2 separate regions of the Mus musculus genome follow, and region 2 is linked to region 1. Evidence: chromatin contacts called from ENCODE Hi-C or POLR2A ChIA-PET data. All regions are on one chromosome and are shown on one strand. Each heading gives the region's core, a stretch centred on a gene start or an enhancer-like site at or near the end of the contact. The rest is flanking DNA. Distances are from core to core; before and after follow the strand shown.

Region 1 (5,794 bases), core at 507-3,006:
CGCCGGACACACCCCGCTCCCGCCCAGGGTCCCCTCCGCCGGTGTCCGACCCAAGCCCCGATGTCCCGACAGCTGCGGTAGGGGGAGGGGCAGGGCCCCACCCAGACAGGCGCAGCCCCCATCCTGGGGCCGCAGCTCCTGGAAAGATGCGAACCTCCCACCAGCCCAGGACGCTGGGGACCCCGTGCCCCGGTACCCCCACGCCTAGCTCTGGCCGCGCCCCTCCCCCACCGCGCGTCCCGAGAGTCCTTTCTGGCATTGCGGGCCCCAGCGAGCCCAGCCCAGGGTCCCTGGCGGGCCCCACCCCAGAGCCCCGCGTGCTACCTGGCTGCCCCCCGCCGTGGGGGAGGGGGTGGCGGGGGCGCCCCGGGTGGGGGCGGCCTCACCTGCGCCACGGCCGAGTCACAGTCGCGGGCGGAAGCAGGGTGCCGGCGGGGGCGGATCGCGGTCGCCCTCGGGAGCGGGAGCCCCTGGGTCTCGCGCGTGGGCGCCTCATCCGCCACCCCCACCCCGGGGACCAGAACGGGGCGATGAGCAGCCCGGCAGGCCAGAAGCAAGCGGCCGGGGGCGGCGGTGGGCGCCTGCCCGGGCCCGGCAGAGCCGAGCCGCCGCCCGGGTCCTCCTGAGAAGACCCCTCTCGGGCCGCAGCGCGGCGGCGGGCTGAAGGGACCGGAGGCCGACTCGGGCGGCTCCTCACCTGTGTCCGGAGTGGGTGGCGGCACACGGACGCGGCTCGGCGGTCTCTGGGCGGCGGCGGCAGCAGCGGTGGCGGCGAGGCTGAGACTCTGTCCCTGATCTGGCTGCTCACAGGCTACAGCCGCTCCGCAGACACGGGGTTTCCTCCAATCACTAGCCCCGGCAGCAGGGGCACCACACGCACGATGACGTCAAACGCTGCTATGGCAACCGTTGATTGGTGCCCACAGTTCTCCGGCCCGGCGCAACCGCCGCTCCCCTGCGCGCGCCCGGCCGGCCCGCCCGTGCCCGAGGGCGAGCGGAGGAGAGCGCGTACTCGCGCTCCGCTCCGCTCCCGACCCTGCCTTCACCCGCGTGCTCGGTTCGCTCCCCGCCGCCCCCGCGAGCTGCCCTCCCTCCCCGCCCCTGCGGCCCGCGGAAGGAAGCCTCTCCCCGCCCCCACCTCACTGGCGGGCACATCCGGGACCTTCGCGTTCCCCCCCACCCCCTTCCCGCTCGGCCGCCCTCTCTCTGCGCCGGTAATGGCGGTGGGCGGGTTGCGGGGCAGGGTGAAGGCAGCTCTACTGCCAGGGCATTGTGATCAGAAGCCGAGAGTAGGGCAGCGGCTCCGCCAACGCCGGGGCAGGGAGGCCCGGGCGCGGCTGCTCCCTCGGGCGGCCCGCTTTACCTTCTGGCTGCAGGAAGCGGCCTTAGACCTTTTAAGGCTGGGAAAAGCGCGAGGCTGAATGACGCCCTGCCTTTCCAGTCGCGAGCTCGGCGTCCACACCGTGACAGCCGCGGGGACAATGGGTGGTCGCTGGGAGGAGCGGGGAAAGGGTTGGGCTAGCGGGTTGGACGTGATCGTAGAAGCCTGACGTGGGGCGAGGCGGGGAAACAGGCTAGAACACACCGAACTGTTGTCGTGGGCTGCACTTTACCCTCTGTAGAGCTTTCATTGGGAGACACATTGTTCCTAATTAGCGCATTGTAAGAGAGTGACCGACCCTTTTAGGTCCTGGAAGCAAGGTTAGGGAGCGTGGCCGTTCCTAGGGCTCTAGCTGGAGGAGGAGCGAGGCTCCTCCGCCCGGAAAGGGGGGGGGGGGAGGAAAAGGGCGGAAATTGCAGGTGCCTGAACCCGCAAGGTCTCCACCCAGGAGACGGAAGTTGAAAGGAGATGCAGTCTCTATGAAGAATCTGTCCTTGCTCTCTTTAAATGTGCGCCTCTGAGCTAAAATATTTTCACTGAGCCCCTTCTGGGGCCTACACTAAGCACAACTGGAAAAAGAACCTCAGGAATTCAGCCCCAGAGCCCCCTGGAAGACTTCATGACAAGCATTCTTTCCCTACCACTGTCTTTCATCAGAATGTTGGTTACATTGTTTGAATCACAAGTTTGTTGTACAAATTATAATTTGCCTGAAATGACAGCTAGGTAGAGATTTGCCTGTGACCAGTTCAGTGTCGCTCCCCTCGCCAACCGCCCTCCCCCCTCCCAACACACACACCGGTTTCCACAGCAACAGATAACATGCTAAGCAGATGAGCAAATTAATTCAGGTTTTATCTCCAAGATACTGAAGTCAACTTACTTTGGCTGTAATGTAAATTCTTTCAGGGAGTGACTCACTTAAAATGACTATTTCAAAAGCTTTTATGTTTGCAGTTTTGTAGTAGGTGCTAGAAATTTGACAGAAGATACTAGGTTAAATCTTTTGTAAAATGGAAATGTCTGTTAATGTCTGTAATACACGTCTATATGGAATATACACCTCAGGGAAAGTTAAGAGATTTCTCTGCATAAATTGCAGACTTGTTTTGGAAAATAGTTTGGGCTTTTGCCTTGTGCATTAACTAGCAAGGTTTCTTTGTGTTTTAATAAACCAAAAGGTGCTTTTAGTTTTTACAAACTCCAATCAACATGTTTGCCTAATAAAGGCATAATAAGGCTGCAAGGGGGCCAGAATTAGATTTGCCATGGAAGGTCAACTGAGAAGAATTCTAAAGAATAATATGTAGCAAAGCCAAAACCCAGAGCCTATAGGCCTGAAGTATGGGGAAGTTACTGGTGAGTTTGATTAGCTGCCCAATTGTCTTCCTGTCTTCTTTACTTGGGTCTTACTTCATGCAGTTGATGTCTCCGCTATACTTTGATAGGCACAGTAGTAAAATATCAGCAATAAAAGTACTACCATCTGTGGCTGAGGAATGCATGTGTGTTTTCTCCATGTAGTTTACTGTAATTACATTTTGGGAACAATAAGGGTGGTAGCTGTCCCTGGTGTTCAAAACCCAGTGAAAACGAAGTGAAACAGTTAAAAGTGGTAGGTCTAAAGTTCAGAGATGAACGTGTTAGCCCAACACTAGACATTTCATTCAATTTCTGTCCCATGTTACACAGTAAGGTAAAGAGTTCAAGTAAATTAGCATCAGTCTGTCATTCCAACTGGAAACACGTGTCAAGGGTGATCTTTTCAGTCATAAACAGTCCCGGCAGGCTATCGTCTCAGCTCTGCATCATTTGACTGAGTGAAGCTTAATGTGCGGGACTCTGCAATCAGAAGAGGGGCAATCTTGCTTTGTCATCCAGAGGTCTGTTCTTTAGCTTACTAAACTGGACACACTAATTCCCAGTCCCATAAGATTAAACACCGTGATTGAGAGAGTAAAGAGTGGGCTGTATTGTGCTGTAGATTCTAATTTCCATACCTGAGAAACTGGAAGTAGAAATAGATACAGACAGCTGTTCCCCAAATCCTCTTCTCCAGTTGCCATAGTTTGGATCCCACTGTCGAGTCTCTTGGAGCTAGGTGTGGCCCACTGACCAACTGCTAGGCAATGGGACACAAAGTGATGCCCTCTGCTTGTGGACCTGAACCATAAATCTTCCCCACTAGACATGGCTGAACCCCAAATCTGCCAACCAAGTAGCAGACCAGCATGTCACCCACAGACCTCTAGCACAGGCAGTAGGCACCTGCTTGCCACCACACCACACAGCGCAGGCAAAACATGTCACCCAGGGGTTCGTCAGCCAGGTGTCCAGCCTGCAGTGGGAGACACCACGATGTGCAAGTATGTGGTGGACAGATGGGAAAGAGAAGTGGAGCAGCTTGAGCATTATGAAGGGAGATGGAACTGGAGAGTCCAGGGTGGAGAGGAGCAGCCTGTTGTGAGTGGCCAGCCCTGCCACCCGAGGCCATGGTGAGGTCCCAGCTCGAGCTGTGGCCTATGTTTGGGTCTGTGGCTACTCAGCAGTAGGGTTCGATGTCAGATCACATGGATGTCCATAGGTCTTGCAGAGCTGCCCCACCCCTCAGTGGCTGGGTTGCTTGGGAGAGCGGCCCCACCTCTTACCTGTGGCAGCACTCAGGAGACCAGTCCCTGCTCCTTGCCCAGGCAGCAGAATGGAGCTGGCCCTGGTGACCAGGTGTAGGTGAGCCAGCCCAGAAGGTGTGACTGTGGGAGAGTTAATTCTGGCAATAGGGAAAGCTGCTCACAGGATCATGAGCAGAAAAGAGCTAGCTAGCCCTGCCCCTCACCAGCTGAAGGACTGAGGAGAGCAAGCCTGGCAGCTGGCCTGGACAGCACAATACAGCTGTGGTAGTGCTGTCCAGGTGGTGGGGGCAGGTGCGCTAGCCCCAGGATGACAATGAGGAAGAGCTGGCCTCACCACTCCTCTGCTGTGAGGTAGTGTGGGTGTGGTGTTGATGCCCTCTACCCCTCCTCATTCCTCACCACCGGTGGCAGTGGGGTCATGAGAGCAGGTGAGCTTGCCTTGCTCCTGGCTGGCTGCAGCCCTTGGGAGAATGAGCCCTGCAGCTTGCCTGGGCAGCACAGTAGCGCCGGTCCTGGTTGAAAGGGCACAGATGAGCCAACCCTGAAGGTGAGAGTTCAGCAGAGTATAGCTGGCTCTGGAGGGGTGGGTGTTGATGAGCTGGCCTGAGAGCAGGAGAGCTGACCCTACCTCCTGCCAATAGCAGCATTGGGTGGCCTAGCCTGAGCAGTGCAGGAGAGCTCACCAGCTCAGCTGCCACTCAGGCCCAGACTGAGGCTCTGAGTTGGCCCACCCCCGAATCTATATCATCTGTGGTTGATGCATGGAAGGGCCAGTCCTGCTGATTCAAAACTGCAGGTTAACTGGAGGAGTCCCAGTGGGGATCCAGTATTGACGGTGCCCAGAGACCTCAAACCAGACCAATAACTCATTACAATGAACATTTGAAAGTGAAGATGTACCGGGCAGTGGTAACATACACCTTTAATTCCAGCACTTGGGAGGCAGAAGCAGGAGGATTTCTGAGTTCGAGGCCAGCCTGGTCTACAGAGTGAGTTCCAGGACAGCCAGAGCTATACAGAGAAACCCTGTCACATTAAAAAAAAAAAAAAAAAAAAAAGAAGAAGAAGCCGGTATGTTTCCATGCTTGTCAGGCAACTCTCTGCCCCACCTGGCCTGGCCAGCCATACACTGGCTGGCAATGGCTGACATGTTTTTATCTTGTGGAGACTCTCTTGCCCAGAGCTCCTGAAACATCTCCACCCAGATCGCCAAGTTCCCACTGGCAGGTTGTACCATGCCAGCCTGGTGTTTCAAATCCTCTACGGCCTTTGTGGTACACCTCAGGCAAACTCACGCTTTGCCTTTTTTACCTTTCTTGAACCCAGTTGAGCCACCTGGTGAAGGGAAACACAACACAAACTTAGTTCAGAAACGATGGCAGTCAATCACTGGGCACAGCAACTAAAATCCTAACTTGTAAGCCTTATTAAATCTAAATCCTCCGGTGGTGAATCCTGATGGGTCCGCCATTGAAACCGGGAGACACTCGTGCTAAATCTTGGCCTCATACTATCCCTGTCCAAAAGGATCTAACTCTCTCCTGCTTCCTCTCTTCATCCATCCAAACCGGAAGTCCCTCCCACTCACCTAGTGATTGGCGATTCATTAGGGGATTGGTTCTCAAGAACCAGGCCCATCCACAACAAAGATGTGTAGATGGAGGGACACACTGTGACACACTATAGCTTCCACTATGAGATGTTTTCTAAGCTTTGTTTCTGTTTGTGTGTGTGTGTTTTATTTTGGGGAGGAGATTGCAAGAGCAAAGGGCTGGCATGAGGG
Region 2 (5,939 bases), core at 1,955-4,454, 34 kb after region 1:
CAGCCTGGTCCATAGAGTGAGTTCCAGGACAGCTAGGGCTACACAGAGAAACCCTGTCTCGAAAAACAACAACAACAAACAAAAACCAAGCAACCAAGCAACCAAACAACCCTATTCCTTAAAATGGACCCCTTATTTTAGATTGTTTTCAATAAAAGAAATTGGAGAGTCATGACCTCAAAGCTTAGATAAGATTCTGACCTTTTTTTAAAAAAAAAAAAAAAAGCTTTCCAAGACTTGAGCTAAATGAATGGTGCTAGCTATCTCCCACACAATAATCTTGCTGAAAGCTATTTAGGTATTTATTACTATTCAGTATGCTGGGGTGGGGGTGGGGGCAGAACACTGTGCCTTCTGCTCAGGAGACCTCCTACTGAGCTACATCCCTGCCCTACAATATTATTTTTGATGACTTAAGTTCATATCCACTCAGGTAGGAGCCAATCAGCATACTGACTAAGAAGCAGGAAGCCCTCTTGGGTCTGTAAGCATGTGCATAAATTATGGTACGCCTGAGTGTGCTGGAATGGCCAGGCAGCAAGGCATGCTTGGCTGCTGCTAAGGGAATGCAGGAACATTTTGTGAATAGAGAAAGACTTGTCCCAGTAAGGCCTACTGTCACCTCTAGCATGTAAGGAACCTTCGGATGTCAGCCTCTGTCTGTGGGCACAGCAAGGAAACCAAACATGTAGGCCTTTGAAATGGTAAAGATGCATGTCCCAAGAGCAAAGCTTCATATTTCAAGGTCCAATGAGTCACTGAAGTAGTAAGATTTGGAGTCTTCCTTCTAAGGTTCAGACAGGAGAGCTATGGGAGAGCCATATGCACAGCAAAGCCAGACACTGCGGAGGCCCTGCCTCCCTGCCTCTGTTCCTCTCTTCTTTCTTAGTCTTCTTGGGAAGCAAACAGGGCTTCTTTGTGTACCTCCTTTGGGACATTTGAGGGACACACACACTTTTTATCAATGTTGCTAGTTTATCCTTGTCTTGCTTCCATGCCTTCTAAGCTGGCAAATCCTGAAAGATGGTATTAGCAGTTTGGAATTAATTCTATTTGTACAAAAAAGTACAAGCAATTCAGAACAGAAATCAATCAGAAAACATTCATAATAATTGACAAGATAGTAGTTAACTTCTTCCTTTCCTCCTCTTCCTTCTTCTCCTCGTCCTCCCCCTCCTCCTCCTTCTTCATTGAGACAGGGTCTCAGGTATTGCAGGCTGTCCTCAAACTCAATATGCATCTGCGGATGACCTTGAACTTCTAACCCTTCTACTTGTTCATCCCAAGTGCTAGGATTGCAGGTGTGTGCCACTACGCTGGATCTATGAGGTACTGAGGATCAAATCCAGTGTCTCTGACATGCTACACAATCCTTCTACCATAATGTGTGTGTGTGTGTGTGTGTGTGTGTGTACATTGTGCTGGAAACTAACCCAGGGCCTTTTTTCTACTGGACAAAGTCTCTATGGTTGAGCTACACACCCAACACCAAAGAATAGTTTTAAAAAGAAACTATAATAAGCCCAACAGTACTTTTGTGATACCTAGGGATACCTTTGTTTGTGGTGAAATGTCCAGAATATCCTTATCTGAGCAGGGACTCTGGAGGCTGACCCCAAGGCTCTGCACATGCTAAGAAGACTATCACTGACGACACATCAGTACCTTCTCCAGATTGTGATTTAAAGTCAAGGTCTCACTATAAGGACCTAGTTGGCCTGGTACTCACTGTAGAGCAGGCTAGCCTATAGCTCACAGAACTCTGCCTGTTGCCTCCCAAGTGCTAAGAATAAAGGCTTGTACCATCATGATGAGCTTCAGCCATGTTCTGAGAGAGATTATTTTTGATTTTAGAGTGTGAAAACTCAAACATTGATTCACTAACTTGCAAAAACAAATAAAAAAACAAAAAACACATAAACAAAACAAGTCCCCTTCTCCCTTACGTCTGCGATTTACTTTGGTAAAAGGAGTGAGACCCTTTCCTCTCTAGTGGGTCTCTCCGCTCTGTGCCTGTCATTCCTTCTGTCTGCTAGTGCTTTTAGCTTTTAATGATCTTCTGGAACCTTGGCTGTAACTGCAGCAGGGCCAGGTGAGCAAGTCCTGAGTCTCCCTTTGCATCTGACATGTCCCACACTGCAACCACGTTTGGGTGAACACTAAGTAAATCTTTGTTGACTGAAGCGTCTAAGTCAATTCATTCCTGTGGCTCTCTGAAAGCGTGCTTGTTATTTATTAAGCGCCCACAATGGGTCAAAGAGTCAATGAATTTCAGAGCTGGAGGGGTTTTAGAGGTGACCTTGTCCAACCCCTTCATTTTATAAACAGGAAGCTGAAATCCAGAGAGAGGGCTCTGCCCAAGGTCAGACACCAAGAACACTCAGAGCTGAAAACGAAACTCAGTGAAGGCTCTTGGTTCTTACTGCAGCCCTGTTATTTCTACCCTCTAGTTTATAATGTAATTATAACAAGTATTTGTAGCTGAAGACATTAGCATATCAGAAGGATGACCTTAGAATCTATATGTAGTTAAGAGAAAACTGATAAAAAGAGAGAAAAGAAGGGAAAGTGAACAGCTCTAAATACTTGTTTTAGAGTTGATTTGACATTAGTTATATTGCATTATCTTCCTGAACAAGATGTAGAGATGGCAAAAGGACAAAATAGAACATGCAAGAAAAACATCGAAAACAAACTAATAAAAGTTAAAAAAAAAAGGAGCCAGGCTAGAGTGAGTATTGCATAGAATGTGTGTCTGAAATCCCTGACAATAGCGGTAAGATGGCTCAGTGCCAGAGGACACACCAAGAAGTTACACAGTTCACAGTTCTCAGATGACAAACCTGCTAGCTCTGGAAAGGCTCAACTCCTTTCACTAATGAAGCCCAAAGAGAACATCCTCTCATGAGGGCTCCTACACCTTAAAGTAAACGAGGATAAATTGGAATCAGAAGGACCACCTTTCTGAGGACTCATCCCATCTGGGTCATGTCCCTTGAAGAGACTTTTCAAGTCACGACACCCCTGTGTTCCACATTTGTGGAAGGGAGAAGGAAACCGGGCCACCTCCACCGGGGGGGGGGGGGGGGGGGGAGAGAAGGGGAATACACACATTAGGTACAGATTCTGCTACCCCCGCCCCTTCCAGGCTTGATTGGAAGGAGCTAGATCTGGCTGGATCCAGGACCTTCTGTGTGAACAATCCTAAGTTCCTGCCCCCAAGGGAGTTTACGCTTATCAAAGAGGAAGTCTAGAACCTGGGCCAACTCCCAAAAGGGCTGCTTCCCCTGACTGCCCAGAAGAGCCCTTTAGAGGATGCAGAAATGAATTTCCTGGAAAACTGCTTAGAGCTCCGAGTGCCTAGGTATCCCAAGTTTCAGTGCTTGGAGATAGAGGGATAGGGAAGGGAGATGGGAGAAAACAGGAGAGCCATTCCCCCACTGGAACACAGAAGAGTGCTCTTTGACCTAAAACCCAGCCAAACAAACACAAGTTTAGGCTCTTTTTCTAGTTTGGTCTTCTGGTCTACTAAGGAAAATGTCACTGAGAATAATCAATTAGAACTTGAACTCCGCGTCAAAGCTAGGATGGTATTTTGCCACATGGGGGAAAAGAATCATGTATCCACATACAAGATAACGCCCCCAGTCTTTAGCTTTGCTCTATGATTAAATAAACTTGGGAGGAAAACAAACTCTTAAAGGAGCTGGGGTAAGCAGAGGGTCAGCTCACTCATCCAAACGTGTCTGTCCACGGTTATTCCAACGTAATATTTTTATATACAAGTAAGGTCAGCAGGAGAAGCAACTAATTTGAAAATCAGTTTCCAGTCTTGTATTTGCTTCCTCTCATGGCTCCCAAGCTTAGAAGGCTGCATTTGCTCTGCAGAGTCTGTAGGATTTGATTCACAGTAATGGTGGGGATTTATAGGGACTCTCCTGGAACTCTGCCTTCTGTACAAACTTACCTTCTACAAGATAAGCTGGGGAACACTGAAGTAATGACACTGTACTTCGAGATAAGTTGGGGAATGGTGAGGTAATGTAAGCTGCTGCCTACGATGTTTCTGGGATTCCTCTTGTGGCGTCACTCTCTGAGGCTCTTACACTTGATTTTATGTGTAACAAAGTGGGCTTCTTCCAGTGTGGCTCTGATATGTGAAAACTCACAAAGCCACTCAAGGGTCAGTTGGAATGACTGAGATGAACAGTTGCTCAAACTGGGTGATGTCATTGTTGTCATCATAATCATTATCACCACCACCCCCATCATCACCATCATTACCACCACCACCACCATCGTCATCGTTGTGGTTTTTTGAGAAAGAGTCTCACTATGTAGCCTTTGCTGACTTGGAACTCACTATGTAGAACAGGAAGGCCTTCAAATACATATAGATACCTCTGTCTTTACCTCCTGAGTGCTGGAATTTAAGGCATGTGCCATCATGCCCAGCTGGATAATACTATTTTTGGTTGAAGACTTGTCAGGTCCAAAATATAATTATTTTATTTTCCAATGACCCTGACGAATTTTGACAAGGACACATATTTATGGAAGAAGAATTTACCTTCTATTATTCTCAAGAAATGGAAGTGTGGAATGGAAACAGCTTCTCCAGGACTAGTTCATCTGGTTCTTCTGTTTGTAATTACCCTTCTGGGGGCTCAAGCTACTTGTTTTATAAGCAACATAATAATTGCGTTCTTAGTTGCTGGCAAAGCACAGTCCATATTCAAATGTAAGATAATCACTAAAGCAAATTGTCCTTCACCCACCAATTTAGTAAGACCCGATGCCCTTACAGTTACCTTTATCTTGAGCCATGGAGGACACTTGAATCATCCAGTTACTCACTTAAGTGTGCCTTCTATTCATTTCAGCTTGAACCTGCTTTCTTGAGTTTCCACATCAATTTGATAATATAAAAGAGAAACTTAGGTGGCCTTGTTGATAGTCGGTAGTGTTAGGATTTTTGAAGTCTCCTGTCGCTTCTTGTATCCTCAGGATTGTGTAATGTTTTAAGTACAAAGGATAGCTCTCCCCAGCATTCCTTTGTGTTTCTTATATGTGACAGCAAAAGATTGCAGTTACTTTTTTTGAGCCATTCAAAGATTTTAGTAAACAGCTAGAAAAGGAGACAATATTCTCCTATGTATTTCCTCTATGAATTCTTGGTTGTTTTTTTCCTTAGCAGTTGAATTATAAATGGTGCAGCTTGGAATAAACACATACAGACACACACACACACACACACACACACACACACACACACACAGGTACAGGCATACACTACACAGATATACATATACAGACACACAGATGTGTGTCACACATAGACACACATTATTTTATGTCTTTGCCATCTTATTGTCTGTTACTCTTCTTACTCCTTAAAGATCAGCCTCTTTGCTTTTATACACACACACACACACACACACACACACACAAAAAGGTGTTTTATCCTTTTGGGTTTTAATTCTGAGAATTCTATAAAAGATAATATAATGCTGTTTACTGTGGTGGTTTGAATATGCTTGGCCCATGGGGAGTGGCACTGTTACAAGGCATGACCTTGTTGGAGGAAGTATGTCACTGCTAGAGTGGGCTTTGCCATCCAATATTCAGGCTCCACCCAGTGCAGAAGACAGTCTTCTCCTAGCTGTCTTAAGATCAAGGTGTAGAACTCTTAGCTTCTTCTCCAACACCAAGTCTGCCTGGATGATGCTGTGCTTCCCACCATGAGGACTGAACCTCTGAAACGGTAAGCCAGCCCCAGCTAAATGTTTGTCTTGTTAAGAGTTGCCTTGGTCATGGTGTCTCTTCACAGGAATGAAACCCTGAGACAATTGTCTACCTGCAATTGTGAGGCCATTTGACTAAGAAAAAGAAAAAAGAAAAGAAAAGAAAACAGGTGTGTGTGCAGCTGTGCATACATG

What was found. A loop is a pair of places that touch in the nucleus more often than their neighbours do. ChIA-PET counts read pairs that join two places held with the same protein, here RNA polymerase II (POLR2A).
Region 2: a loop to region 1 is called in a map of heart, with 4 times the contacts of the local background. The contact joins the enhancer-like site here to the promoter of Ywhaz in region 1. A Hi-C loop is called at or near these places in 3 of 37 maps with a recorded cell type or tissue (all heart). POLR2A ChIA-PET finds 5 or more read pairs at or near these places in 4 of 5 experiments (Patski and embryonic stem cell).

Annotation. Positions count from the first base shown.
Region 1 is chr15:36,792,782-36,798,575 of GRCm38, forward strand. Ywhaz (tyrosine 3-monooxygenase/tryptophan 5-monooxygenase activation protein, zeta polypeptide) reads right to left here and starts at 1,757. Exons shown (of 7, transcript NM_011740.3): 1 at 1,364-1,757; 2 at 698-894. It overlaps Gm41298 (a long non-coding RNA gene), which reads left to right and starts at 4,420. Exons shown (of 3, transcript XR_003951531.1): 1 at 4,420-4,439.
Region 2 is chr15:36,824,952-36,830,890 of GRCm38, forward strand. All of the region lies in intron 1 of Gm34472 (a long non-coding RNA gene), which reads right to left. Among named protein-coding and RNA genes, the nearest start is that of Gm34472, 15 kb to the right of the region's middle. Within about 2 kb of position 3,205, at least 1 of the 3 ENCODE cell types and tissues checked has a DNase peak (open chromatin) inside an H3K27ac peak, as active enhancers do; it is heart, where a contact is called at or near this core.